6 separate regions of the Mus musculus genome follow, and regions 1, 3, 4, 5 and 6 are each linked to region 2. Evidence: chromatin loops called from intact Hi-C (ENCODE). Cell type or tissue: left cerebral cortex. All regions are shown on one strand.

Region 1 (5,000 bases), 670 kb after region 2:
TCCCAGAGAGATCCCTTGGGCTGGAAACAATGACAAATTTCTGACTTTGTATGTTTTTGGTTTTCTTGGTTTTTTGGCTTTTGGTTTTTTGGGTTTTTTTGTTTTGTTTTGTTTTTTGTTTTTTGGGTTTTTTTTTTTGTTTTCTGAGACTTCTTACATATGACAAGAGCCCTGCTGCCTAGCAACCTCCTGCACACACAGCAGAACCAAGGAGCCAAAGACAGACAAAATGGTTTCTGCCATTCTTGGGTAGGTTTTTTTATATTCCACATTTTGAAATCCCTAAGTTCTCCACAGAGGGAAGCTCTCCAGCCTAGTATTTATTAGTCTTAATTAAAACACAGCTTGGATTTTGTTAATAAAGTAGTTTCCAAGCACCCAACAGATTAAGGAGCAGGAAACTATGCAGAGAATATGCAGAAATGCTGACAAGCGTTTAAACACGCGACCTCTGAAAGAGCACACGGAGGAAACCAATATAAGAAGCTGAATCCCTGGCATATGGACACATGTGATGTGAAAACCCCTGTAACAGTCTACAGGAAGTAGTGCATACCTTTACTAAACTGTCTTACTCCTACTAACATAAAGCCAGATGTTAGCTAAAATCATGTCTGTGTGAATAGAGGAGGTACTCTAGTTCTCTTTGACCTGTCTTACAATTATAACCATTATTGCTTTTCTGTCACGTGCATCTGACATGTGGCAGTTCAGAGCCCCACATCTGAATAAGATACACTACTTCTGGCTGCTGGTAATTTCTTTTTTTCTGATGATCACACAGATTTCCATTGTCTGTGCTTCTTAAATATGGCATTGCTTTCTGTAGCATGATATTTCCAGAGTGTCCGGTGGCCTGTGATCCTTAGCATCTCTAACACTAAAGACACTTGATAAAGAACACTGTGTAATTATACTCCAGTTATCTCCCCATGCATGCCCCACATAGGAGCCTCAGCATGGTGAGAAACTATCCAGGCGAGAGGAGGATTTGATTTTCAAAGGATTTAAGTCCCTAATACGCGTTTCTGAGAATTATCCCCTGTGATAAATTTCCCTTTACCTTGTAGTTACCAAATTGTCTCTTTTAGTAGAACAGCATTTCACAGAACAGGTAAGGGTTCCTCCAAAGCATGCCACATTGGTCTGCCACGCTCTCTTCCGATTCAAGAGTTCGGGCTTACATTTGCCCGTTTTGTTTCCTGTACTGTTTTTAGTCTATCAGTAATTGACAGCTGCTCACTCAGGCAAGTTTATCATTTCTGAGTCAGTCAGATTTGCCCTTTCATGTAGAAAGATGACCATCTAGGATCGGCTACTGCTAGGGAGCTTTTATTGCAAGTCACTGCCATACTTGGCAGGTTTTTTTCTTTTAATCCACCAGCATACACCGAGGGACACAAGGTTCTATGAACTCTTTTAACTGACACCATGTGGTGGCAAGCAGTGGTAACGGCCTTTCTTTCAAAGCATGCCTGCAGAGAATCTCATGGGTGAGAGGCACTGTCCAATTATTAGAGAAATAAAGCAAAATAAAAGAATCTTCCACGGGGAGCATACATGTTATCCCTGGGGAGATATATTAATCTGCAAAGCCTCAAGAAAATACCATTCTAGAACATCTGGACCCTGGAAGAAGGTGTGGACAATGTCCTTCCCCACAGATTCTGATCTTTGGTGAGTAAGGAAAATGGTCAGCCCAAATGCGACCTTCCTTTGCTGCCTTGGGATGCTTTAAACAAACACTTGGCAAGAATCTGGTTTTGAAAGCACCCCTCCCCATCCCAGGGGGTAGAGGGGCAATGAAAACTAATCAAATGTCCCATTTTTCTTTGAGAAGTTGATTATAGAAATCTTCATAGCTTTGGGCAAACGTCTTCCTTTGCAGAGCTCAGTCTCTGTGACACCACTCTTCATTCATTCTGTGATGCTCAAGACACTGAGATCTAAGCAACATGTCTCTCTGAGCATGTGTGTGCCATACTTGAAAATGGTGCCCTATCACTTAGGACTGGATTGACAGATCTAAGAACCAGTTACCGGATCACATAGCCAGTGCCAGCCTGTCGCACCCCTCTCATTAAGGTAGGCCATTCTGCAGCCCCTGCCAGTCTAAATAATTATGCTTGCTTCAGCCACACGCAGATAAACTCTAGTTAACTCTGTGATGATCTGAGAGTACCACCGTGGGTCCTGGAGTGACTGGGTGTGGAAGAGACCCTGCAGAGTCATAACTGTCTGGAAAGAAATAGCAGTGCTCAGAGAGGGGGTCTCCAGGAAACACTGCTATACGTGGAGGTCCACGCATAGCTGCTCCTTTGCTGCTATTTCTGACAAACTGGGTACTATTAGTACTATTGTAGAATGAAGATAGCAATAGTGAAATGCTAAGAATGACCCTAAGTCTTCTACTGTTCCCAAGACTAACAGTGAGTTTGCTCTTTTCTTTGTAACACCAACTCTGCCATCTTATGGAGAGGAGTGGAAACAGCAGAGCATTTTGCTCCGTGCCTGCTGTTAAAATGACAGGTTGTAGCAACTTCTACCCAATTCTAGTTGCTTTTAAACCACCAACAATTTACCAGCAAAAGTATTTGTTTAAGAAAATCTGTATCTAATAATTCTCAGATTGCTTGCTAACCAAGATGTCTCTCAAACTTGGCACTAGAATTCTATGTATAAACCTCAAGTGATATTTTGTATTAATACGAGTTTCTACTATCACATAACACTGTGACGTAATTTCTTTGTATATTAGTGTCTTTTTCTATCATTTCTTGAGCTACCAGGTGAAGTAAATGAAAATACCTGAACTCTGTCAAGAACTGCCCGGTATAATATTGGTAGCCTGTAGGAAAATGAGTCTTGTTTTTCTTACACATACAGGTAACAGGACTTGTTTTCACAATTTTGCTTTTTACATTTTGTGCTTCTACCTGTATATTATATTCTACAGTCATTAGAATATGTCATTTAATTCATATGTCTTTCTCTAAACACTGATTCTGAATAAGTTTACAAGTTATATGTAATTAACTATTATTTTCAACCATGAATAAAAGTGTACATTGAAATAGAAGGTGAATGCTATTTTCAATGCTTCTCCTCATAATAAATGCTCAGCATCCTGAATCCCCAAGTCCAAGGTTGAAAACTTTTTTAGCACTGCATGATGCCACAGATCCAGAATTCCAGGTCATGAAACTTTGACTCACATAAAATTGGTAAAATAAGTAATATCTTATGCATATTATAAGATTACTTTCAGGGGCATAGAAATCACTGGATTCTGTGTTTAGTCTTAGAGTGCATCCCTAATTTCACTATGCAAATATAAATATTTCAAAATTCAAGACCTGTGCTCCCGGGCATCTCAAAGAGCAATGCTTCCCCTATCCTATGTGTTTGTAAAAGAAACTTGGACAAGTGTGCATCCTGAGTGTTCCTGCATTCTTCAGATTGCAAGAGTTTACACTTCTGTTTCACGAGCAAGGAAAATCACTGGCTATTGTGACTGGAAGAAAACAGTCCACTTTCCAAGAAGTCCCAGAAGACTTGAAGGACTACAAACCAACTCAACCAATTTGCCACTGGTTGTGGCTAAGCTGGCTTCTCATCCAATGATCTATTCAGTTCTTACCTCTGTCATTCACCCTAGGCTACCACTTCCAAAGCAGAAACCAGGCTATAATTTTGTTCTCCACGGGGAAAAAAAAGCCTTATAACTAATTAATTAGACCATGGTTTGATGATGACAGTGTAACATGCTAAATACAGCCCAGGAAAGAAATGTCTAAAAGTTGGCACCAGGACCTAGTGCACTGAATCATACTGAGTTCATTCTTATGGTAAGTGATTTCTTCCTTCCCCCTTGTCTGTCACCATGTTACTCCCAGGATAACTACTTTCCTAACTTCTTCACTGTCTCTGAGTCAAGTCACACAAACTACCCTCCACCCAGCCTACTCGGGGAGCAATAACCCCTTATCACCAGCATGATTTCCCAGATGTAAAAGAGTGTTAAATATCTGACCTGAGTCACCCAGGCTGGGATTCCATCTCCAGGGACAGGGAGTGGATTACCTTTGTAGTGACTGCCACTCTTCACCTGAGCTCATCACCATCAGACAAAAGGAAAGGGAGGGGCACATTGCATGGGAAATGTATGCATTAAGTTCATAGTATTAATGTGGTTCTGTAACTTTATTAAAACTGAGAAAATTGTTTTAGTGACACTATGGTATGGATCTTAAATGTCCTCTAAAGTCAGTAGATTAAAGGCTCGGTCTGCAGCTGGTACGCCATAGGAAGATGGTAGCTGCTAGGAGATGGAGCCTAATGTGTGTGGAGGCAGAATGGCAGAGTGGGGATGGTGTGTCAGGTTTTAGGTCACTGTAATTGTTCCCTAGGTAAACATAATATGGCTCTAACCCTTCTTTCTTTCCTTTTGTTTAACTACAAGCTACTGGCTTTTTGCCTCACCGCCTGCTCTCTATCATGACAGTTTGTTTGCTTTACTACACTAACACAAAAGTAATGAGGCATCTTGAGTTCCACAACTGTGAGCCAAAGTGACCTTTCTCTCTTTGCCTGCTGATTTGTTTCTGGTGATTGTTACAATAGCAGAAGAAACATGACAATATAAAAATCCTGAATATTTTGTCCCTATCTACACTAATCAAAGACTAAAGTACAGTAGTGTAATCTAAAAGCACTGGTCTACTTCAAGACAAAAATAAAGACCAATTGATCATGTTGAACATTGTATGGCTTTTGGCAGTGGAAGGGATGGTGTGACATGGTTTCCACCCCTGGAGCTGAGCTAGCAGGACATGGGTCTCTTCCTGTGCTGATGGCTGCTGTCAGCATAAAGCTTGTGTGCATAATAATGTATATATTTTACTTCATATTCCTTTTTGTGGAATGTTCTTCCTGCCATGGATAATGACTCCATGATAGTCAGAAATAACATTATTCCAGGAATCAAGAATGTGTCTGGC
Region 2 (5,000 bases):
TTCTGACTACACTTGCCCCTTCTCACATGAATGAACAGGAGTTTCAAGAAACATTGTTTTTTGACTTTTTTTAATAGCCATTTGAGTTACTCTTTTGTACTTACTATAATTTCAGAGATGCCATGAGTAGATTTTTCCTTGGAACAATGTTGTCCACATTAGAAATAAAATGTATGTTGTAGGAATTACAAAGAGCAGGACATAAAATTGCAAGAGAAACAAAAATCCAAAACTAATGTCTGAATGGGTTAAATACATACTCTTGCCTTTTCTCTCTTTATAGACCAGGGTATCCTTGAACTCAGAGAGATCAGCCTACTTACGCCTCCAGAGTGCTAAGAGGCAAGAGACACTTGACCTAGCCTTCACTTTTTCTTAACTTATAAACCAAGAATCTACCAGGAGAGCAGCAATAGGTTAAAAACCGTGTTTCCAGCCTTGTTCCTCTTTGGACTCAATTTGTCAAGGGTTTATTTTTGATTCTTTTCTTTTCTTTTTCTTTTTCTTTTTCTTTCTTTTCTTTTCTTTTTTTTTCTTTTTCTTTTTTGGTTTTTCGACTTATTCCTGATTCTTGAGGAGTGATTTAGCTACAGAACTCCTGGGCTCTGCTCTGTTCATGTGAGGGTAGTCAGTTTCTTTAGAATTCGTGGAGAGTTTGTTTGGTATCTTAAGTAACTAGAATTAGGTTTTACTTCTAGGCTCCTCTCACTTTTTCTCTGTCCAACTTCTTATTTGTGTTTATTCTAGAAATATCTCATTATTATTAAAAGGCCCTGTCTTTTCCTTGTCAGTGTCTCTATGAAGACTCCCAAGGCACTCCAAATTAAAGCCTTAAGTCAGTTTGAGCAGTGTGTCTAGTCTCTGGGCTCTTGGGGGAACATTAAGCTCTGCTGTGACCCTAGGCAACTTTTCCTAGAAGATTCCAGCAGGGGCGCCTGGTGCGAAAAATGTCATCTCCGCTGACCTGGGACCCAGAGTCTTGGGTTGAGACCCTTATTGATTGAACCACCTCTTAGCGCCATGCCAGTGGCTCAGTCCACTGCCCTACCTTGGCCATTCATTATGTAGAGTGCTTTCACGTTGAGTTCCAAGTCTCTTGGTCCTTCCTCCCCACACACCAAACAGAACATGTACCTCTCCAGGGCAGCGTGGGTAAACCTAGCTCCAGGTTTTGCAGTAGCTTTCACCCACTCCTCACACCCAGAAAGAAAACCTACAGCTTATGACTCCACAATTGCTCCGTGAGCCTAGGCTTCAAATCCCTGGGGGCCTCCCAGATTCAAGCTCATTCACATTCAATCTCATCCTCCCACAGTCTCTTTCTCTCTCCCCAGACTCCTAACAAGACAAGACGATCCTCCCCAGAGGCGCTCTCTTTCATTCATCCCCTCCCAACTCACACACACACACACACACACACACACACACACACACACACACACACACACTCGCGTGAGCACACACTCTCACACACCGACCCAGACAGCCCACCGCACTTTCCAGACACCCACCTCCTGCATACTCCCCTCCCCTAAAAGACATTCACCCACTCACCAGCTGTAGCCTCTTCCATCCCCCGCCCTCCGCCCGGCTCCCCCTCCTCAAGAAGCCGACCCTCGCGCTAGGAGGTAGGGACCCCTGGCAGACGCACTGCACGGGCGCGCCGCGCTGACCTCCGCCCGCCCTGCACGCAGATTAACAAAGGCGACAGCGAGCCCCAGTCCGAAAGCAGAAAGCCGGCCGCGGGGTCCGGAGCCTGCGCCCGGTCAGTCGGGGAGAGAGCCGCGCGGGCTGCTCTGAAGTCGCAGGATACAGCCGGAGCTGCCAGATCTCTCTCAAGCGGCGCTGCTGGGACGCTGGCCGCACCATGGGCTGCTGCACCGGGCGCTGCTCGCTGGTCTGTCTCTGCGCACTGCAGCTGGTAAGTGCCCAGTGCGTCCGGGTCTGGAAACAGCCCGCTTTTCGGACTGGCTTGTAGGGCTCTGTCCCTGGATCCGAAGCTCCCGGCTAAAGACCGGTGAGCCGGCAGAGCGCATCAGAGGGATCCCCCACCCTCTCTGTCCCTTCCAGGTTATCTGTGCCTCCCGCCTGGTAGCTCTTGCCCGCAGGAGGGCGCGGTCTCACTTCTGGTCCCACGCGCTTGGGTTCACTGCGCCCCCACCCGGCATCGCCACGCGGTCGGGGGCAGCTGGGGTGGCGTTCCAGGAGAGAGCATTTTCCCCGCCCCTCTCTTGGACACCTAGCGTGTGCATCCTCTGCAATTCTGCTTAAGTTATGCCTGGGTTTGGAGCTTGCTCTTATTGGGACGGTTTTCTGGAGATAGGTTCTTGTTTGGTTAGAAGGTGCTTGAGGGCAGCTAGTTACTGAGAGAGCTACAATCTCACCTCTCTTTCAGTATCTGGAAGGCGATCGTAGAGGAGTGGAGTACTCCAGGAACATGTGGTTGTGCTTGGGAACCACAAGTTCAGCCTCTGCCTTTTCAGTTCCTCTTTTGATTTTCTTGAAATGCTGCGTGCTCAGGATGCGACGGACTGACAGCTGTCTTTGGGGAGTGAACAGAGCAAAGAAGGGAACCCGGCTTCTGTTTGGCTTGGCCCCTTGCCCAGGGAGTGAGTGGAATAGGAAGTTGGAAATCAGGGTGCAAAGATAAAAGACCTTTCTGATTCTATGCAAATACTCTGGGTCCTATTGTCATTAGGATTGATTCTGTGGTCTGTTTCGTGGTTACCAGAAGTCAAGGCTGCAATCTCCTGTGCTAGACTTTTGTGAGTGAGATTCATAGTCTTTTTTTTTTTTTTCCCTCCTAGTTCAGGGAGCAGACCTTGTAGGCTCCCCGCGGCACTTCCTTTCTTTGAAGCATTGCGTTTGTTTTGTCAGAACCCACAAAGGTGTAAGTTGTGTATTTTGACAAGGCTTTCAGAGAACTTTACCTAATGGTGATAGCTCTAGCAGGGCTCATTAACGGGAAGAAGTAATAATGAGGCTCAGTAGTTAGTCCTTGTTCACTGGAGGTTTTTAAACATTCTCACTTTTCCAGTTTCCCCCCAAAGCTTCACTGTATATGTGCTTATTCTTCTGTAATCATACACGCAAAACAGATAAATCCGGAAGACTATTGGATAGCCTATTCCACAATGTGTTTGAAATAACAATAATTTAAAACTTACACATGAGCATGATATTTTTTTTCTTTAGCTGGGGTGAAAACCCTCAAAAGAAAGCTTACATACTGATTTTTTTAAAAAGTGAACTCGGCTTTTAAATTAAAAAAAAAAAGGAATAAATTCGGTCAACTCTTGTTTCTCTAAGGCACACTGGATTGTGTGACCTGTAAAGGCATACTTTAGTGTTACATTCATATTGCACGTAAGGGTTTCACACAATCATAATTCAATTCACCAATTTCACTAATTTGCCCATGAGGAACTCATAGAGTTTTTTTTTTCCCCCCAAAGTAAGTTGTAGTATGGTAGAGGTGGAGACACGATCATACGAATTTCATAACTGGATCCTAACCAAAAGAAAGTATATGTGTTGTCTAGGTAAGAGTTTCTACCTCTATGATAAGACACTAACACACAAATCCATAACACAGTCTGTCATCAACATGAGGGTGGGAACTCAAGACAGGAATCTGAAAGCAGAGCCTGAATCAGACACCTTGGGGAGTGGGAGTGATGCTTACTGGGTTACTCCTGTGATTTTCTCAGCCTGCTTTCTTATTCAAGTCCAGAGCAGCCAGTCCAGAGGTGTCACCCCTCACAGTGCGCTGGACCTTCCCACATCAATCAGTAACTAAGAGAATGTGCAGGATAAGCTGGCAGGGGTGTTCACCCATCTGAGGTTTTTCTCTTCTGAAATGACTCCAACTTGTGTTGAGTTGACAAGACAAACTAGCCAGCATTCTTCTCTACCACATTATTAAATTAGTGCATGATAGCATAGTTCTTATAAAGAATAGTACTGCATTGAAAAAAACCACAATAATTCGTACTATAAATTACTTCTGGAATAATTCTTTTGTTTTGTTGAGTTTGACAAGCTCTTGTCTTTATAGTTTTGATGTGACTACTGTTTGATGCTTTTATTTGATTTAAGGGGAAAGAAGACACTGAAACAAAATTGGAATTCATCATTGCTGTGACCAGATTTCTTTTTCTGATCTGTGTAATAATTTACAGGCCCTAAAAGATTGTTTCTGAATTTCGTTTGACAAAGCAGAGGCTATATACTTGTAGTTTTAGTATGCATCACTGAAAAATGTTTACTAAAATAAGAGGCTTAAACAACTTCAAAAGCACAGAGAAAGAAGAATGTAGAAAAATAATTATGAAGGAGTGAACATTAGATATTTAGCACCTCTGTTTTGAGTATGATTTATTTAATTTTATATTATTGAGTCTACAAGAATGGTTATGGTTGATAACTGGCTCACCGAAATCATGCACATTTAAGAAATAATCCCTCTGAGCCTGCTTAAATCTGCTCCAGCGTGCTAAGGGAAAGGACTCCAGGTTTCCTGAGACCTAGTGCACTTCCCACTGAGAACAGCAGCCCCTCTTCCAGTTTCCTGGTTTTGTTTACTGTGTGAATCCTTGGAAGATGAGGATTATGAAACCTTAACAAGTGCTGCTAAGAAGAGGGTATGCCACTTGCTACTCAGACTTGGTGCAAGGAATTCACTTAGTAACAACAGAGTCATGTGCAGACCACTACCTAAACAGCCCAGGAGACCTAATTCGAGACAGCCAAGAGATCAGTGATCTGAGTCCTTTGCTCATGAGCTTTACTCTCTCCAAAGGAAGAAGGCACGAACTTGCCATTTTTTAGGTGACTAATACTGATGAACTCTGATTTGCAAGTCTGTCCTCTATCTTCTTTCTGCTACTGTAACTATTTTCCATTATTGCCTTTTCTCCATGCAAACTTATGTGCTTATGCCTCAACTCTGCCAGACCAGATTAAAGAGAAAGTGTAAAAAATAAAGACAGGAGCATAGA
Region 3 (5,000 bases), 590 kb before region 2:
CTTCTGGATTTCATAGTCTCTGGTGAAAAATCTGGTGTAATTCTGATAGGCTTGCCTTTATATGTTACTTGACCTTTTTCCCTTACTGCTTTTAGTATTCTATCTTTATTTAGTGCATTTGATGTTCTGATTATTATGTGTCGGGAGGAATTTCTTTTCTGGTCCAGTCTATTTGGAGTTCTGTAGGCTTCTTGTATGTTCATGGGCATCTCTTTCTTTAGATTTGGGAAGTTTTCTTCAATAATTTTGTTGAAGATGTTTGCTGGTCCTTTGAGTTGAAAATCTTCATTCTCATCCACTCCTATTATCCGTAGGTTTGGTCTTCTCATTGTGTCCTGGATTTCCTGGATATTTTTAGTTAGGATCTTTTTGCATTTTCCATTTTCTTTGATTGTTGTGCCGATGTTCTCTATGGAGTCTTCTGCACCTGAGATTCTCTCTTCCATCTCTTGTATTCTGTTGCTGATGCTCAAATCTATGGTTCCAGATTTCTTTCCTAGGGTTTCTATCTCTAGCGTTGCCTCACTTTGGGTTTTCTTTATTGTGTCTACTTCCCTTTTTAGGTCTAGTATGGTTTTGTTCATTTCCATCACCTGTTTGGATGTGTTTTCCTGTTTTTCTATAAGGACTTCTACCTGTTTGGTTGTGTTTTCCTGTTTTTCTTTAAGGACTTGTAACTCTTTAGCAGTGTTTTCCTGTTTTTCTTTAAGGGCTTGTAACTCTTTAGCAGTGTTCTCCTGTATCTCTTTAAGTGAGTTATTGAATTCCTTCTTTATGTCCTCTACCATCATCATGAGATATGCTTTTAAATCCTGGTCTACCTTTTCAGGTGTGTTAGGGTCACCTGGACTGGGCGAAGTGGGCGTTCTGGGTTCTGATGATGGAGAGTGGTCCTGGTTTCTGTTAGTAGGATTCTTACGTTTACCTTTAGCCATCTGGCAATCTCTGGAGTTAGTTGTTATAGTTGTCTTTGTTAAGAGATTGTTCCTCTGTTGATTTTGTTACCCTCAATCAGCAGGTGTGGGAGACAACCTCTCTCCTCTGAGTTTCAGTGGTCAGAGCAGTCTCTGCAGGCAAGCTCTCCTCTTTCGGGGAAGGTGTACAGTTATCTGGTGTTTGGACCTCCTCCTGGCTGAAGGTGAAGGCCCAAAACAGGATCTTTCCCAGAAGCTGTGTTGCTTTGGCCAGGAAGGTGGCCGGTTTTCTGGAGCCGAAGATGGCGCCGCCCCAGAAGCTCTGCGACTCTCGCCCGTACCAGAAACGGCTGGCCTCTGTATTCCACACGGTCACCCGTGCAGCCTGCCCTCCGCGGAGTCCCGGAGCCAAGAAGGCTCCTGCCGGCGCCTGTGACACAAACCTCTCAGGCCAGGCAGACCCCCGTGCTCTCACCAGGAAGGTGGCCGGCTGTCTGGAGCTGAAGATGGCGCCGCCTCAGAAGCTCTGTGTTGAAGTCCTTTTCTTCTCCTGGTTTTTTTTTTTTTTTTTTTTTTGCTCTGAAACCCAACATTTGCTAATTTCACCTGGTATGTTGTTCCATTTAAACTCTCAGAGGGCTTCTGACTACAAAAAATTCTCCACAGAGAAATGGTGAGATGCACACCACTGAATCCTGTGCATTTCTGACTCTGAAAGGCAAGCCGTGCACCTGTGCTGGGAGCCAGCAATTACTCAGTGATTGCTTCAGTTCCCTTCCAGGGAAGTGGAAAAGTGAACTATAGGACTCAGTGGAAGCCATGGAACTCTGTGCCTTTCTGTCCCAGTCTTGCACTTTGCTTGAGTAACTTTGCTTTAGTTTGAGTCTGGAGTGTTCTCCAAAGTTCAACTGATGAAGGGTTGGCCTATTGCTGAAGGGTGGTATTGGCAGAAAACCTAACGGAAGGAAGTTAGGCCTCAGCAGTGGGACTATTAGGACCTTCACCACTTCCTGTTTCTCTTTGCTTGCCAGCTTTTTCTGTCAATTTGCTTTTTTTTTTTAAATTATTTTAGCAGCCTCAGAGTAGGAAAAAAATATCCATCTTTATTCATTCCACATAATGGCTATTTATTTCTGGTTGTCAACTTGACTCTATCTGGAATGAACTACAATCAAGAATTGGAGGTCTCATCTGTGATCCAGATCTTGAGGCTGGAAGACACAAGTTTCTGATATGGATCTTGGCATGGAGATCTTGAGACACAGTGGCCATGAAAAACTTAGGCCCAGGCAAGGCAGTGCATGCTTTTAACTCTAGGAGACAGAGGCAAGTAGATCTCTGAGTTCAAGGTCAACCAGGGACAAAGCAAGTCCCAGATCCAGGCATGGTGGTACACACCTTTAATCTGGGCCACACCTTCTGATGGAGACCTACATAAGGACATTGGAAGAAGGAAGATTCATTCTCCTTCACCGGCTTGCATTTACTTGTCAGCACATCTGTTGGAACGTACTTCTACCGAAGACCAGCTGAAACAACTAGCCTTGTGGGACTGAACAACTACTAGATTCTTGGACATCACATTCACAGTTGACTATTGTTGGGTTAGTTGGACTACAGACTATAGGTCATCACAATAAATTCCCTCAGTATAGAGAGACACTCCATAAGTTCTGTGACTCTAGAGAACCCTGGCTAATACATTCCGTTACGTGGCCATAGTGAGTGTGGGTGGTTTTCCTGGTGATGAGAGTGACTCAGGAACCGGTTGTGGAAGCATCTGAAAAGAAAAGGTTACCATTCCGCACACGTGGACATCACTTTACACCAGTGAAGGGAGAATGGAACGTGGCCCATGAGACCAGTGGGTGCTTCCTGACTTTGAAAACTGTCACAATGAAACCACTTATCATACATAATTAATATATCCAAAAATTTCAACAAAAAAATTGGCTAAAGTGGAAGCTGAATTGGAAACATCTCCCATGCTTTCCTTTGTTACGTTCAGGCCTGCACTTACTTGCTTTGAACACTAGGGGTCAGGCAAGGAAAGGCTGTAGTTTCAAAGAATCCCAACGTTGTGTGACCATTGTCCCACTGTAAGAACAACTCAGAACTCTGGGTGTTTTGATATATTTTTATAAGCTTATTTTAATTTCACTTTTTAAAAACTATATGTTCAAATATTTTTCATGAAGAGAAATAGTTCCCCAAAGTTTAAGATCTAAAATTATAAGAAGTATACTCTTTACAATGCATGCCAATTTTTTTTTTTTGTAATAACAACATGCAATGCAAATATTTTTGAGGGAAGTCAATTTTTAGTTGTACTTTTTGAATCCATTACTTATGTATGATAAGGGGTTTCACTGAGACAGTTTAATACATGTACTGAGTGTATTTGATCATATTCAACCCTCATTACTTTCTTTGGTCCCAGTTTGACTCTTGCTGATCTACTTCCTCATCCCAATTATTTCTTCTTAGATTTTCAAATATACTATTCTTTTTCCTCTTCCTCCTTCCCCTCCTCCCCCTGCTCTTTTTTCTTTTTCTTTTTCTTTTTCTTCTTCTTTTTCTCTTTCTTTCTTTCTTTCTTTCTTTCTTTCTTTCTTTCTTTCTTTCTTTCTTTCTTTCTTCTTCTTCTTCTTCTTCTCCTTCTTCTTCTTCTTCTTCTTCTTCTTCTTCTTCTTCTTCTTCTTCTTCTTCTTCTTCTTCTTCTTCTTCTTCTTCTTCTTCTCCTTCTCCTTCTCCTTCTCCTTCTCCTTCTCCTTCTCCTTCTCCTTCTCCTTCTCCTCCTCCTCCTCCTTCTCCCTCTCCCTCTCCTTCCTTCTCCTTTCTTCTCCTTTATCTTCAATTTCTTTCTCCTTCTCCTTCTTTCTCCTTCTCCTCCTCCTCTCCCCTACTCCTCCTTTTTCTTTTTTGTGATCAATGAGCTAAACTACAGTTATCACATGAGGATATGTGAGAGATTATTTACAGGGGCATGAGTTCTCTGCCTTGGTTATATCATTAAAGAAAAATATGTCTTCCTTAATTGACTCTAGATCCTGAGGGAGAATGGGGCCTTATGATCCCCCTCTGCCCTCCTGGGAAGAGTGTGGATGGATTCAATCTGGTGCATGTTGTGCAGGTAACCACAGCTGCTGAGTTCGTGAGTACGGTGGCTTTGTTAAGACAGCATTCTACTGTACTTTTCTCCTTCTTTCCAGTTCTCATATTTTCTCTACTTCCCTCAAGATGTTTCCTGAGCCTTAGAGAGGGTGATGTAGGTACTACATTTATGGTTGAGAAATCTTCAACCTACAGTTTGTTCTGCTTGCAAGATGTGCTGTGGTAAAGGTTGTGCAGAACTTGTGGGGATTGCTAACCAATGACTGGTCCAACTTGAGACCCATGCCATGAGAGGGAGCTCATGCCTCATACTGTTTGGATGGCCAGGAACCAGAGTCTGGATAGCACAGAGACATAGAACAGAACCAAAAACTAAAACATGACGGGAAAAAAATAATGAATGAAGTTATTTCTGATGACATTCTGTTATACTTGTTGACCAGATCCTAGCATAATTGTTATCAGAGTAATCCAGCAAGTGATTGGAGCAGATGCAGAGATTCAGAGCCAAACAATAAGTGGAGCTCAAGGGAATTCTGTGGAGTAGGGGGCAGAAGAATTGTAAGAGCTAGAGGCATCAAGGATATTACAAAAAATCCACAGAACCAACTAACCAGGGCTCACCAGCGGTCACAGAGACTGACGTGACAATCAGAGAACCTGTATGGCCTATATTATGGTTCTGTAGCTTGGTATTCTTGAGAGGCTACTAACAGGGGGATTGAGGGCTGTCTCTGAGTCTTCTGCCTGCTTTGGGGACCATTTTCCTTCTACTGGGTTGCCTTGTCCAGCCTTAATATGTAGGGGTATGCCTAGTCTTATTATAACTTGATTTGCCATGTTTTATTGATATTACTGGTGGGCCTGCCCTTTTCTGAAGAAAAATGAGGAAGAGTGGATTTGGGGGAGAGAGAAGGTGCGAGGGGAGGCTGGAAGAAGAGGAGGGAAGGAAAACTGTGCTTGCGATGTGTT
Region 4 (5,000 bases), 440 kb before region 2:
GGAAAGGTTAGTCCTTAGTGTTCCCAAAGCTGACTAGCTCTCATGGGTAGCAAAAGTGTTCCAGGAAGAACCCACCTTACAGACATACTGGTCACTCTTGCACATCAAGAACAAGGCTATTGACATATACAGTGAAGCTCCCGTCAGACCCACAATTAATGAGGAATTATAGTTACTCTCATATTTGGATGTTTACTAGATGTTAAAGTCCTCCAGTGACTGAATGAGTTGGGGCTGGCAATCTAGGCTCACCTGAGCTGCAGAGGTAGGGGCTACATCTCCATACCCAATAGGAGAGTGGTCATTCATCACGGATCATAATGCTTTTGATGCATTTTCCAGTCACACTTGTGACCATTGTCCTTAGAAAATAGGTTCTGTCCAGGGACCAGGAGTCCTTTAGGAAGCATGTGGTCCTACTGTTATCCCAGAATTCCTTGGCTAGGTAGTGTTTGCAAGGGCAGAGTTGGCCACCATCCTGTGCCTGGACATCTGAACTAACAGAATGAAGGACTGTCCCAGCACGTTTCTGACCTTCCTAATAATGGTTAGGAGTGGTTAGAACTTGAGAAGTGACCATCACATGTGCACATGACAACAAGCCTTAGATAGGAACACTTTACACAGGCATACCATTTTTTATTTATTTTATTTTACTTTTGATTTTTTTGTTTTGATTTTTTCAAGACAGGGTTTCTCTGTGTAGCCTTGGCTGTTCTAGAACTCACTTTGTAGACCACACTGGCCTCGAACTCAGAGATCCATCTGCCTCTGTCTCCAAAGTACTGGGATTAAAGGCATGCACCTTGAGGTTATACTGTAATTACAATATTTCTCTTTCCCCTTTCCTCCTTCCAAACTCTCCTATATATCCTTCCATCCAATTCTTCAAATTCATGACCCAAGTTTTACTAATGGTTATTGTCTGAATATAAATATATATATTGTTAAATAGAACTATTCAGTCCCTATAATGTTACTTATATGTATGTTTTCAGGACTGAGAGTTTGGCATTGCCGAACCAACTGCTATGCTCTTTTCTAAGAAAGAAAAGCACTTCCACTCCCAACTTTCCTTAATAACCTATAGTTCTTTGAGTAGGGTTGAGGTTTTCTTTTCAAAAAACATATTTTTACAGAACTTTAATTAATTATAAAAAACTACATTACTCGTATTTGCCTGGCCATATGTGTTAAAAATAAATATTATTTGAGACAGGTGAACATATATTTATTGTACTACTGAGAAGGGTTGAGTGTTTTTGCTTTTTAATTACCAGATTGTTCCTATAATCAGAGGCACAAGAAATCACAATGCTTACTCCCACTGATTCTTCTTTTTTTTTTTTCTTGTCATCTTTTTTTTTTTCCCATTTTTTATTAGGTATTTAGCTCATTTACATTTCCAATGCTATACCAAAAGTCCCCCTTACCCACCCACCCCCACTCCCCTACCCACCCACTCCCCCCCTTTGGCCCTGGCGTTCCCCTGTACCGGGGCACACAAAGTCTGCGTGTCCAATGGGCCTCTCTTTCCAGTGATGGCCGACTAGGCCATCTTTTGATACATATGCAGCTAGAGTCAAGAGCTCAGGGGTACTGGTTAGTTCATAATGTTGTTCCACCTATAGGGTTGAAGATCCCTTTAGCTCCTTGGGTACTTTCTCTAGCTCCTCCATTGGAAGCCCTGTGATCCATCCATTAGCTGACTGTGAGCATCCGTATGGAGCTGAGATGAAAGGATGGACCATGTAGAGACTGCCATATCCAGGGATCCACCCCATAATCAGCTTCCAAATGCTGACACCATTGCATACACTAGCAAGATCTTACTGAAAGGACCCAGATGTAGCTGTCTCTTGTGAGACTATGCCGGGGCCTAGCACACATAGAAGTGGATGCCCACTGATTCTTCTAAGACCAGGACAGCTGTTACAGCCTTGGGACTTTGTCTTTCACACTACAGGTACCACTGACCTCCACTAGGTGTCAGGATGTTGCTGGCCAAGGCTTTCAGCCCGGAAGCTTTCACAATAACACAGTTCTAGAATTCTGTCCTGGGAACCCTAGCTCCTCCTGTCCTGTAGACTGAACTGAGCCGGGACCTTCCTCCTGGCAAATGTCTGTTATCTTTCTTCCTGAATGTGGGCCGAACACATGTGACAAGCTGGGTCTCCCTGAAGGTTGAAAGGGCTGGGTCCTGAAGAAGCAGCCCAAGAAAAGACTATGGAGGCCAGCCTGCTAACACTTAAAGTGGCATTTTTCATGAAATCCGAGAGCTTAAAAGAGTGCATGGGAGAAAATCCTAGGAAGGGAAGGCCCTCCGTAGGCACCGAGGTGTGTGTGTGTTTGTGTGGGCTCTAGCCTGCTTCTACTCTATTGCTTTCTCAACTCCAAAGACTCCTGTTTTCTGTTGATCTTACCTGATTTCAGTAGCGCAGCCTGTTTCAATTGCCAAATTGTCCCAGAAATTTGGACAGATTTTAGCTGAGGTGAGTAAGCTCTGGTTGCTGTAGTTGAAGTGAAAGGTACCTGAGATGCTTAGAATCCTGGGACACATTTTGGCTCCACTAGACAGATAACCTGAAGCACTTTCTGCCATGTCGGGCTAGGACCCCATGCACTCTAGTCTTTGTGAGCACAAATACCTGTGCTTATTGAAGACCTTTAGGTAGAGCTGGGCAATGCATGCTCTCATCTGCATAGGAGAGAGCTGGTGAGTCGAGGGTTGTATCTGTGGCAGATAACTTTAGCTTATCACTAATTACAATTTTTCCTATATCTTTTTTTTTTTGTTAAAAGGTTTATAGTTTTACAACTCTACATTTAAGTATATAACCCATTATGGGTGTCTTTGTATAATATATGCAAATTTACTTTTAAATAAAACTATCTCATACATATTTGCAAAAGAAATAAAAATGATCTAGCTAATCTGAAACAGCACACTCAAAATGAATCTGGGATTTAGATGCCCTTCTCCCCCTTCTCAGAGCAGGAGGCACTCTGAAATCATCAGTTCCTTCAAGCACTGAGCATTGTGAAACAAAGCCAGAGGACATTCAAGTGCTTTAGGATTCTAGCCTCAGGGATCAGAGTTAAACTATACAGCCATCTTTGTTGCTGACTAGGAGCTCTAGAAACAGGTTTCTATTGAGTTGTATAGATTCAACATGAAGCAATAAATCGTTACCATGTGGAAGGTGAGAAGCTGAGGGCACAGACAGGGCATTCTGCCTGCGGATGATTCCCTCTCTGTGGTGAAAGTACATGAAGGACCTTCATCCATCCAATCCCGCAAGTCATCAGATATTTTCACTTGATGAAGTAGGGAACCCTTAGAACAATGGGGGAGCTCAAACAGGCCTATGCTATAATCCTCCAGTATCATACACAAGTCTGAGATTCTATGAGTACTTATTTGACTTTATCACAAGAAAAGTACTTCCCAGGTATACTGTGTGTCCATCAGTGTTGTGCAGACACAAAAGAATATTTCTGTAAGAAAGTCTTTAGTTTGTCCTGAACAGTCTGTAGGTCCAGTAATTGTATTGATAGTTGATTTATTTCTTCAACTGCAAGTGTGACTTTGAACTAGGGAGTCTATTTGTGAAGCCATATGCATAGGATTAGGTTAATGACTGATTGTAACCTTTTTATGACTTCCTTTTTATTCTATGGTGTCTATTACTTGTGTGTATATTGTGTGTGTTTGTGCATGTGCATCCTTGTGTGTGTGTCCCCTATATGTGCACATGAGAAACCCAAAGGAAGACTTTGGGTCCCTTTCTCTATCACTCTCTACTTTATTCCTTTAAGGTGCGGTCTCTTGGTGAATCTAGGACAGCAGCTCATAAACCTCAGAGATCCTTCTGTTTCTGTTCCCATGCGCCCTACCTAGCCCTATAGTTACAGGAGTGCGTGTGACTTGACCAGGCATTTTATGTGAGTGCTGAAGGGTTTAACTCATGGGCTCATGTCTGTGCAGCAAATGATCTTATCAAGCAACCTCGTTCTCACTCTTTTCTTTTCATCAGGCAATTTGGCTGTCATTTTTTTTAACCTTCCTGAACATAATATATTAGTAACAGTTATTTGGAAATACAGTACAAAGTTCTAGCAGCAAGTTTACAAAGCACCGTTACAAGAAGAGCTTAATCACATCTGTGCTCCCTATTGTAAGCATAAAACCACATTATGGAAAATACAAAATGTTAAATGAAAATGATTTGGGTATCTTTTATAAGATAATTAATGGAGAAAAGTCATCTCTTCTTGTTCAAGTATTGGTGCATTTAGACAAAGGAACTCACTGAGTAAATAATTGTAACTCATTATGATAAATAGATGCTTCATAACTCACCAAGAGAAAAATTAAATACCTTATTGGAATTAATTACAATACAGATTTTATTCTCACTTCTCTCATATTATGTTTTATCATATCAGCCCACAGAGCATCATACTGTTGCAGAAAATGAGAATATTTATACATAAGATAAATTGTCTGTAGGATACTGTAACCAGAAGTCTAAGGTAAGTGATAATAATTTTTTATTCTGTGTTGATACTACCCATTTCCTATGAGGGATAGCTAAATGTGTTCACAGTTAGTTCTGTATATTTCATTCAATAACTGTTTTTATAATGACAATGGAGGAAAGCCAGGTGTTAAAGTTAACATAGGGACTTACATACCATACCATCTCACAAATCTAATTTGATCAGGTAAGGGTGTTATCAGCAGAGTTTGTCACATGAACTTTTGTTGTTGTTTTTGTCCTTTTTTTTCTTTACTTTTCTTTTTTATTAGGTATTTTCTTTATTTACATTTCAAATGTTATCCTTTTTCCTGGTTTCCCCTCCAAAACCCCCCTATCCCATTCCACCTCCCTCTTCTCACCAACCCACTCACTCCTGCTTCCCCATCCTGGCATTCCCCTACACTGGGGCAGTGTAAGTCCTTTTTGTCTTTGTATGTTCAGGCACTGGAGTATGTA
Region 5 (5,000 bases), 650 kb after region 2:
CACACCAGACATAACACCAAGAAACTTAGAAAACAAGTAGAAAGAAAAATTATTGCAAGATTACCAGGAACACATTGAATTAGCATCATTGTCTTGCCATCTGCTTTTTCTCTGCCTTTGGAGGCTGGGTTAATCTAGCCATTAATAAACTTTATTCATGCACCTATTTAAAAGCAAGAAAGTGAGGAGAGTCATGAGTTTAAGGATCCAAAATCAATACCTAGACCTATTGCTCATTTATAACTATTTCTATGCCACATAAAAAAATGCATGTATACCACCACCAACCAGATATGGACACCAACCAGATGCCTGTCTGTAAAGTCAAGCCTGACCTTGAACTACTCTATTTAGTAACATGAACCAAATCTTGATGTCCATAATTAATTAGAAAAAAATTAATTATGGGAAAATCTTAATAATTAAAATAGATTGAGGAGACATAATGGTCTAATGTAATGTGGATTATCATTTAAACAAATCTACTATAATGAATATTTCTGGGTAATTGGAGCAATGCAGGTATGAAATGTATTAAATATTATTAAGAACTGAGGTGGTGGAGACTAAGTAAAAGTAAGCAGACAAGCAGGCATATTCTTATAGTCAGACAGGTAATCCTGGCCTCTACACACACTTTTTTGGGCCAGGTAATTCCTTGGATCAGGTCTGTTCCACTGTGAAACTGCTATCCAGTAGTATCCTTGGCTCCCATATATTAGATACAGTAAGGCTCCTGCTTTAATCTACTTCACTCAAACAAGCTTCATTGAAACCAGCTTCATGTGTTCACAGAGACGTGATCTTTAGAACCTACACTCTTCCTGCTAACTTAAGACTGTATGAAGTCATAAATTCCTATTTTTATAATCACATCTCTTTATGTCCCCATGGAAATCACAGTTAAAATGCAGAGTGCAAGGATTAGACTTAGGAGCTTGCCACTCAGACTCCAAAGAAACAGAAGCACAGAATCAACGCTGCAGCAAGACTCCAGATGGCCAAGGGCCTCCTAGGTTGTGCAGGAGGAAACACAATTTGTGGAGAGAAGAGAGACACAAGAAAGGGAAAAGTAAGAAGCCAGAGATTTTTTTAACTATTTCAAATTATGACTGAAAAGTGCATCCCAAGCAATGAAGTCACTGAGCTACACGAGTGGGAGAGAAACGTCTAGACAGTGAAAGTAGTGTGAAACAGCTTTCCTTGTCAGGTGCTTAGGATTATTGTGTTAGTCAGGGTTCTCTAGAGTCACAGAACTTATGGGTAGTCTCTATATAGTAAAGGAACTTATTGATGATTTACAGTCTGTAGTCAAACACTCCAACAATGGTTAGCAGCAGCTGTGTGAAGGGAAGGCCAAGATGTTGCTCAGTCCCAAATGGCAAGCAGGCGAAGGAGAGAGAGAGAGAGCCTTCCTTCTTCAAATGCCTTTATATATCTCCATCCGAAGGTGTAGCCCAGATTAAAGGTGTGTGCCACCACACCTTTAATCCCAGATAACCTTGAACTCAGGGATCTCCCTGTCTTAATCTTCTGGAATCCATAGCCACTGTGCCTCAAGATCTCCATACCAAGATCCAGATCAGAAACTTCTATCTCCCAGCCTCCAGATTAGGGTCATGGTGAGCCTTCCAATTCTGGATTGAAGTCCATTCCAGATATAGTCAAGTTGACAACCAGGAATAGCCACTACAATTATTTTGGGAGGGAAAAACTCTTATGACTTCGATGAGCAGGGTAGAAAGTGTCTTGAGTGGCCACTAGCCGCACATAGGGAAGTATAGAGCTCACCTGAGTTCTTGTAGCAGAATGAGACATGGCAAGCTAAGCACTAGTACAAGTGTACAGAGGCCAGTTTCCCCTGGGCTGTCAAATGAGTGTTAAGGTTTAGACCAGCTAAAGCTTCGCAGAGAGAGATGGAGAGAGCTAACACACTCTACCTGGCTATGCAGGTATGGTGCTGAAGCTGACTTTGACTTTGAGCACAGACACACCGTTCACATCTAAGCATTCCAAAGGCTACAAAAGAAGTTGTGGGAACACTCTGTTCAAAATGTGGAGACCGGAATGATTCACACAGGAGGGTTGTAGTGCTTTGGGATTGGCCAGACAAGCAAACTTTACATTGGTGGTTTTGGGATAGGGGGGTGCTGCTGGAGACACAGAAGCAGGAACTGAAACAGGAGGTATGGGGGTAAAGGATAGAGGGGGAAAGAAGAAAGAGTTGGTAGAGATGTTAAGAAACTGGCCTATGCAGTAATTGAGCCTGGAAAGTCTTCAATCTGCAGTTGAGGCTAGCAGATTGAAGAACAGGACTAAGTCAATGTTACAAATGACCTGACAGGAGAGCCCCCTGTGACTCAGAAAACCTCACTGTGTGGTGAGGCTTTCGAATGATCCCACAACGTCCACCCACACTGTGGAGAAAGATAAACTTTACCTACTCCATGGACTGAATGTTAATCTCATCTGAAAGACACTGCCAAGAAGAGCTTTTTTGTTTGTTTGTTTTTTCCCTCCTGGTGGAGTGGTGGGATGTGTTGTTTTGTTTTGCTTTCTTTCTCTTTCCCCACCAAATATTTAGGCACAGTGACCAAGGCAAATGAATATGTAATGCTATATATCCCAGGATAGGATATTGGTGAGGGAGCCAGGTCCACGATTTTTCTCAGACCAAGACCGGTATCATGAAGAGGCTACGGGAGTATGGCTAGTAAATTGGGGATATATAGTGCCTTCCCTTCCGAGACAGTGAGTCCACCTCATCCCATAGTCCTGTGGCTGTCAGCTGTCTCCCTATCTGGACTGCCACAAACTGATCTGGAAAGCAGAAGAGCTGAGCCTTTAACCTTCCTAGCTCCTGGGTCCAAGAGAAGCAGGCCCACCCTAAATTGCTTTGCATTTCAAAAAGCCTGGAGAAAGAGACAGGCTTTTCATTTATCAGCACTGGAGTTTTTTAAAGCAATTTATATTTTCTTTTTCAGGTCGAAATAAGTAATGACATTGACTCTGAAATGCGGCTCCTGGACTTGAGTTAGGGAACAAAGCACCATTGGCCTCTAGCTCTGGGGATCCTACAGCGTCACCTTCCTCCTAGACAGCAGGACTGCGCCCCCTGCCGACCAGACCAGCGAACACGGAGCTGCGAGGTCTTTGGTCTCAGCCTGTGTAACATTAGCGTTGTTTGCTAGATGCGTTCTGGGTGCTTGGGTGGGTTTGTTTTTTTTGTTTTGTTTTGTTTTGTTTTGTTTTTAAAGTCATCTTCTTATATAAGCACTTGTAAATTGTAAAAAAAATGGTTTTAAATTGTTTTTAATTTAACTTGAGGCATGCAAAATGAAAAAAAAAAATCTATGAAAATCTTCTCCAAGTCATTTCTAAGAGGATTGTCTGTGTTATTGAGCTGTGACATCCAGGTTACTGGACCCTGAACCCTGCTAAGCTAATGGTTTTGTATACACAGACATTGCCTTTGGGCATCAGACACAAGGGTAGACCTGTGGCAGACTGCACAAAGACTGGATCTAACTTTCCAACCTAGCAAAGATCACTGTTTAAACAGCACCAGACACAGACAAAACATGAAGCCCTTTGTTCTGAATCTCTAAAGAGTGCACAATCTCTAAATAGTCCGATATAAATGTGCAGATCCGTGTATCTCTTGTCCTTGCAATGTTCCAAGACACACATGTATGTGCGTGTTTATATTATGACTGAGTACAAACCCAGAATGATGTGTGGAACCCTTCCTAGGCAGGGAGTTGGCTGGCTGTGAGCTTCGTATTTTCTGCTCTTAGTTTCACTCTCACCACTGATGTCAGACCTATACATACAGCTCAAGGGCTGTGGGACAGAAATCACAGCCATAAATCTGTAGTCAGGAACGTTTTGAATATTCAAAGGGGGCATTCAAATGCTATAGAATTCTCTATAGAGATCTGTAACAAAAATATTTATGCCTGAGTTACATCAGTTTTTCTTTCTTTTTCCCCATTCATCCCAATAATCAAGAAAATTAAGTGGAAAATCTAATTTTCTAAGGGGGAGAATAGGTCCATCTTGGAAAAAGTATTGCAATTCTGGGGCCTTTTAGATTCAAATGAAATATAGATATGGTGAAATGCATAGGTTTTTAAGGGTACAATGAGAAGTGCACAAACTTAATGAGCAGTGCTTCAACCAAAATACAGAACATGTCTGACCCTTTAGGAACCTTCCTTGGTCCCCTTTTCCATTGGTCTCCATGATGCCATTGATCCCCAACAAATACCACATTAGAAATTGCAGTGTGCTTGACTTAGTCTGCTGATGTAAACTGGTTTTGACCAAATACCTGGCCATTGTAAAGTGGCCAAGTAGATGGATAAAATCCATGTTGATTCTCACTGCTAAGGTTTAACTGCATCGCTGATGAACTGTCTGCTCACCGTATAAGGCAGGTATTTGTCTCACCACATTGTTTTCCTGTCTCTGCCTTAGTTCTCATGTGAAAAGCCATTCTGGTCCTTTTGTACACACACAAAAATTGAGTCTTCCCTTCATCACAGTTCTGTCTGTCCACTGTTTGCTCCAGAGTCAGTCCAGTGCAGCTCACATATCTCTAAGGCATCCATAAACCACTGAAATTGGTACAAAGTTTTGTATGCTTGTGGAAGTCTCTCTGTTCCCTCTTCTCCCTCTTATATGCATAGATTTCATGAGTCTGCTATCAGAATTTAATGCAATCCCCTCTGCCCTAATGCCTCGAAGTTCATGTACTAGGCTGTATCCTGTCCTTTAGCTGGTACTCCCACTGAGTTCTCTCCTACAGAATAAACCTAGATTCTAAATGACAGGGAGCTCTTGGAACCTGAAAGGTGGTGCCATCAAACTCCCATTTGAGGAGACCAGGGTTGTGGCAGGGTGTAGAAGAATAACACAAAGGCCATGTCTTGGCACCAAGTCTTTGCACTCATGACCAACCTGGCTCCAGGCACAGCCTTCTTTTGAATGAATGACTT
Region 6 (5,000 bases), 430 kb after region 2:
ACAGTCCATCTATCCCATCATGCGATAATCAAGGGCAAAACTGGTCCTGAAGCAAAACACTAGACAGGTATGCCGAGCTAGTTTCTATAAGCTTCAATTTCTCCATCTGTAAAAATAGATATGATAATATCTATGTTTTAAAGCAGTAGAGAATTAGAAGGCAGGCTCCTTGATGCCTTCATGTGTGTGTCCTTTTACTAATCGGGTATAGAAATTTTCACATTTGTTAAACTTAAAGTTAATTTTGAATTGAGATGAATGCATTTTAAGTACACAGTGTTTATTTCCTGATAGGTGTTTGCTAATTTGATACACCCTAAAATATAACATTCAATAATGATTCAAACTCATTCATTTGTGTGTATTCTCTTAAAATATCCACTGAGCACTTACTCGAAATTACCTTTAAATATAACAAATGTGAAAATTTCAATGACCAATTAGTAAAAGTGCATACACATGAAGGCATAAAGAAGTGTGCCTTCTACTGTACACAGAGAGGGAAGGGGAAGGGAGAGAGGGAAATAGTGTGGGGAGAAGAGGGGAAAATGGAGAGATAAAGATGGGGAGAGGAAGAGAGGAAGGGAGGAGGACCCTTTGTGTGCTATTTTGTAAAATAAAGAATAAACATTCAAAGATTTTCATCCATTGTCCTAGTCTCTGTTAAGGGATAGTTTTTTCCCTGTTAAAATGGATATCATTAAAAATATCTTTTTTAAACTTAGTTTTAAACCTATCGACAAAGGACTTACGTTATTTTAAATTTGTATTCATGTTACATAAAATAACGGCTGCAACTGGGTTCAAATTTCTGCTGTTTGCACAGTCTCTCATAGTTTTTAATGTGTTGTTATATCTGTTATATGTGAGGAAAATAAGTTTTCAAAGAAATTATAATTCATTTCTTTCTAGAAACCTGTGTTTGAAGTTATTTGGATAACTTGATAGGGTTTGCAAATGCTCTTTCTCAGCCAGCTTAGTCTGCTTTTCATTTTTAATGATGTGATTTCCCACACTGGTTAACTAGAAAGGGAAAGCATTTACTTTGGCTTACGGTTCTCATCCAGTGTCAGGCTGCATCTGGTGATTGGTTTCTTGGTGGGAGAGTTCCCAAAAGATACAGAACATCAGATGGTGAGAGAGACAGGAGAGCAAAGGAACTCAGGGTGTCTTGGAGAGGCTGAAAGAGAACCATCCATCCTGTGGGAAGAAAAAAACGAGAGAATGTGGGAGGGGCCAGGTATCCTATATAATAGTCCACCTTGAACTTAATCGAGCTCTGTGAAGCCAGCATCAATCCTTTTATGAGCGTGAATGACAAGCTATATAGAAATTGTTGCATCTCCAAACTTGCTGCTATAGTAAAGACCTTCAAGGGCAGTGCACCGTCCCTTTAAGGAGTCTGCTATTTTGCATTCAGTCAACTGGCCCTTTGCTCCTCTGCCCAGAACACAGTCACTTCCTCCTTTTTCCATTCATCAATCTGAGTTCTCCTCTCTCCCTGCTCCTTGCCTTCTGGTTTAAAGAATCTGCCAGTGAACATTGCTTGTGTGCATTGTCGTTTAAAGCAGGCATAGAATCCTGACAATCCAGGTTTCAGTGGGGACATGCTTGATCCCAAGTGACTCCGCTTTATAAAAGTGGACCCTTTAGGACTTTTCACCCAACTGTGTGTCAGAAGAGCACATCTGAAAGAATATTCAGAAAATCCTGTTAGCGATGCCACTCTAAATCACACACCTAGAGAATTCCTCTACCCTATCAGAATCTCTTTCTTAAATCTTTCGAACTTGAATATTTTATTTATGTGATTGTAAATGTGTGTTTTGATCCTTAACTCACATGATTGACTCGCCTCCTGTCTATTCCCTAAGAAAAAATAAAGCATTAGATTTTAATTTCCTCAGCTATAACCAAGTAAAGCTCATTGACATTTTATAGTATTCAGAAAACCAAAGTCAAAGGTAAAAGAAAAAACAAACAAAAAAAAAAAAAACCAAAAAACAAAAAACCAGAGGTACAATGGATTGAACAGGACAGATAAGAGCCTACCTCGACTGCATTCATAGCTATCTCCCTCTCCCCCCCTCCCCCACCCCCGAAGCCTTCCCACCCCACTGTCAAAAGTAGCATCCTTTAGACACACCAGCTGGACAATAGCACTAGTCACAGGACCTCTGTGCCAAGTAAGCACTTCCTGTCTCCACACATTCACCAGCAGCTACAATGTCAGGGGCAGAAAGTAACGAGGCAGGCACTTGTCCCTCAAAGAAAGAAGAAATGTCACTCTCCCTCTGTGAATAGATGTGGTTGTTTGCAGTGTCTCTCTTGAAAGCTTCATTCTCTGAAGTACAAGCTGTGAAGCCAAGGCAGATGCACAAGCTGGGAAGCTTTCCAAAGTCATCATAGAGAAGCAGGGGGTGCTCAGCATTAGTGCCTCCATCTCTCAGCCTCAGTCAGCCTGGCTGGCAGCAATGAAAAGTAGACAGTTGCCCAGAGGCTCGGAAGGTAGGAGCTGAGCATCCTGACAGACACATCTAGCCAGTTTCTCAGTTTGCAGTACTGATCAAGTTTCCCCTGACAGCTGCACACATTTCACACAAGCAAAATGTTCCACTGCTGAGATGACAGCTTGAGTTTGTCCGGATAAACGATACCCCGGGAACACACACAGTCTCAGATGAGCCTCACTGCGCCACAGTTCCAGGGGAGAGATGCCTAAGCAATTGCCACTGCTACTGATTCCAGCAGAGGTGGAGGGAGACACTGTGTGTGTTAACTGCTTCACCAATTTCCGTCGCATTCCCTGACACTCCAGATCCCGAGAAAGTAAGGAATAAATTATGCAGACAATGTGTCCCCTTGATAGAATGCAGGGGGATAACAGGTGCACCGTCCTCGCCATCTACAACAAAACATTTGCATATCTTAGGGGTTTCTTTAGCTTCAAGAGTGTAGTTCACTACTTTTTCTTGTAAGAAGTCTTCACAGCTGAGTGCCAACGTTGTTTCTTTATCATATGTTACCAGTGATCTCCTCCTTTGTGCAGGTGATTCTGATAGTGAAGTGGGTGACCCTGTAGAGAGGCTGGCAGACAATAAGTGTGGGTGGTCTTAAGCACCGGTTTAGAGATGTAACCCAGGAGAATGAGATGCTTCGTCTCATGACAACTATTCCAAAGTAAAGGCTTTGAGAGCCTACAGAGTAGTGGAAGATGAGGATGAGTATAATGCTGGTGCCCTTGCTTGTGTAGTAGCAAGAGTTAAATGGCATGATTCTTTGACTCTTTCCCCTGGATTTCTCATTGTTCCAAGATTTCAAAGCATTTTAACATCATGCTAGGAGCCTGCTCTTGCTGCTGGCTTTGTTTTTTTTTTTTTTTTTTACCCAAGTGGGAAAAGAAATGTACTTGAGAATGTTAAATTCTAAAATTTTGAACAAAGATCCTTGAAATCTCATCATGATTCTCCTTTACATAGACCTCCAGTTCTCTCTGCACACGGAGGCATGTGGCATGCCACCCTCCCAAATCATGCAATATTGCTTCTATTCTTTACAAGTCATTTCCACTTCTTTCTACTTATATATAATTGGCGACATTTCTACTTATACTTTGGTCCCTGCTTCTCCTTTATGCATCTTTGATCACAACATTATTTCACCCTTATTTCTACACCTCTATAACTGGACTTTGAATATCCCTCTCCAGAGATGGAATCTGCTTTCCAGTTCTTGAATATCATCTGTTTTCTTAACCCACTACAGGCAACAGAAGCATACTGCGGTACTCACTCACTCTGAGTCTAGGCTTCAAGTGGCCATGAGAGCTTCCACTCTGTCTGAGACACAGAGTGTTTGTGACAAAGCCCATAGTGGACTGTTAGAAAATGTCAGACCAAAGACTGGGGAATGGATAAAGGGCATATAGCACACGTGTGAAGACAGGCCTTTGAGTCCCCAGAACATGGATCTGCCGTAGGAGTATGTGTTTGTTATCCTAGAGCACCAACATTAGACTGGGATCAGAGATGAGAGAATCCTGCATACACAGTGTCTGTTGGGTGTTCAGCTCCTGCTCAGCCAGCCTGTGGCCAGATGTGTACTTTTCATTGCAGCCAGCTATAAGGGTTGCCTTAGTCTGGATTTCGATTCCTAGACAAAGCATCATGACCAAGAAGTTGGGGAGGAAAGGGTTTATTCGGCTTACACTTCCATACTGCTGTTCATCACCAAGGAAGTCAGGACTGGAACTCAAGCAGGTCAGGAAGCAGGACCTGATGCAGAGGCCATGGAGGGATGTTCTTTACTGGCTTGCTTCCCCTGGCTTGCTCAGCCTGCTCTCTAATAGAACCCAAGAATCCCAGCCCAGAGATGGTCCCACCCACAAGGGGCCTTTCCCCTTGATCACTAATTGAAAAAATGCCTTACAGCTGGGTCTCATGGAGGCATTTTCCCAACTGAAGCTCCTTTCTCTGTGATAACTCCAGCCTGTGTCAAGTTGACACACAAAACTAGCTGAGTCTAAGACAGAAACTTCCCATGAGACCTCCCATCCCACACTAAAGAATCAGTGCTTTGTTCAGTTAAAGGAAAGCAGAGTTAGGTCAAAGAGATATCTGCACTCAACACTAACTTATGCTTTCATCACCTGTGAGCTCAGTGGTAACTTTTCTGCCCTGGTTTGCTTGTTTGGCTGACAACATTTCTTTATTTGCTTTTGCCTGCCATCCCTTAATGTTACTCCATCCTATCTTCTTCTGTTGGCATCCCAACAGGCCTGCATCCTTCATTCAGAAATTCCTTCTCAGTCAAATTTACCTGGTTACCTGTTAGCTGTAATGTCATTCTTATGGCTTCTGTACCTCTGATCTTGGAGAGTCTCTGCTGAGCTTGGGCTTGGTGATCTAAGTGAATCCTGTGTGTGTGTGTGCGTGTGCGTGTGCGTGTGCGTGTGCGTGTGCATGTGCGTGTGCGTGTGCCTGTGCGTGTGTGTGTGTGTG

What was found. A loop is a pair of places that touch in the nucleus more often than their neighbours do. Peaks named below come from ENCODE experiments on the same cell type or tissue, not always from the same donor. Only the 100,000 strongest peaks of a DNase experiment are listed, where the experiment ranks them.
Region 1: a loop joins it to region 2, with 5 times the contacts of the local background. A loop is called at or near these places in 12 of 42 quality-filtered maps.
Region 3: it touches region 2 in a loop (7-fold over the local background); 6 of 42 quality-filtered maps call a loop at or near these places.
Region 4: a loop joins it to region 2, with 3 times the contacts of the local background. A loop is called at or near these places in 3 of 42 quality-filtered maps.
Region 5: it touches region 2 in a loop (7-fold over the local background); 12 of 42 quality-filtered maps call a loop at or near these places.
Region 6: a loop joins it to region 2, with 2.9 times the contacts of the local background. A loop is called at or near these places in 2 of 42 quality-filtered maps.

Annotation. Positions count from the first base shown.
Region 1 is chr4:20,109,161-20,114,160 of GRCm38, reverse strand. It overlaps a transcript of Nkain3 not described here. Among named protein-coding and RNA genes, the nearest start is that of Ggh, 70 kb to the right of the region's middle. In left cerebral cortex, a CTCF peak has its summit at 2,476; a DNase peak (open chromatin) is centred at 2,476.
Region 2 is chr4:20,775,183-20,780,182 of GRCm38, reverse strand. It overlaps Nkain3 (Na+/K+ transporting ATPase interacting 3), which reads left to right and starts at 1,515. Exons shown (of 6, transcript NM_001290410.1): 1 at 1,515-1,921. The coding sequence starts at 1,868. In left cerebral cortex, a CTCF peak has its summit at 2,113; DNase peaks (open chromatin) are centred at 1,850, 2,102, 2,583, 3,685 and 1 more place; H3K4me3 peaks cover 2,048 bases; H3K27ac peaks cover 919 bases.
Region 3 is chr4:21,366,383-21,371,382 of GRCm38, reverse strand. No RefSeq gene overlaps it. Among named protein-coding and RNA genes, the nearest start is that of Prdm13, 320 kb to the left of the region's middle. In left cerebral cortex, a CTCF peak has its summit at 2,940; a DNase peak (open chromatin) is centred at 2,934.
Region 4 is chr4:21,219,861-21,224,860 of GRCm38, reverse strand. No RefSeq gene overlaps it. Among named protein-coding and RNA genes, the nearest start is that of Nkain3, 440 kb to the right of the region's middle. In left cerebral cortex, CTCF peaks have their summits at 1,392 and 1,987 (motif pointing right); a DNase peak (open chromatin) is centred at 2,002.
Region 5 is chr4:20,120,641-20,125,640 of GRCm38, reverse strand. It overlaps Nkain3 (Na+/K+ transporting ATPase interacting 3), which reads left to right. Exons shown (of 6, transcript NM_001290410.1): 6 at 2,985-5,000. The coding sequence ends at 2,998. Among named protein-coding and RNA genes, the nearest start is that of Ggh, 81 kb to the right of the region's middle. In left cerebral cortex, a CTCF peak has its summit at 3,117 (motif pointing left); DNase peaks (open chromatin) are centred at 948 and 3,107.
Region 6 is chr4:20,341,043-20,346,042 of GRCm38, reverse strand. The region is part of intron 3 of Nkain3 (Na+/K+ transporting ATPase interacting 3); the gene reads left to right. It overlaps Gm11872 (a long non-coding RNA gene), which reads right to left and starts at 3,125. Exons shown (of 3, transcript XR_003955373.1): 1 at 2,147-3,125; 2 at 1,055-1,200; 3 at 1-106. In left cerebral cortex, no CTCF peak of the experiment used is centred here; DNase peaks (open chromatin) are centred at 1,182, 1,353 and 2,438; H3K4me3 peaks cover 314 bases; H3K27ac peaks cover 492 bases.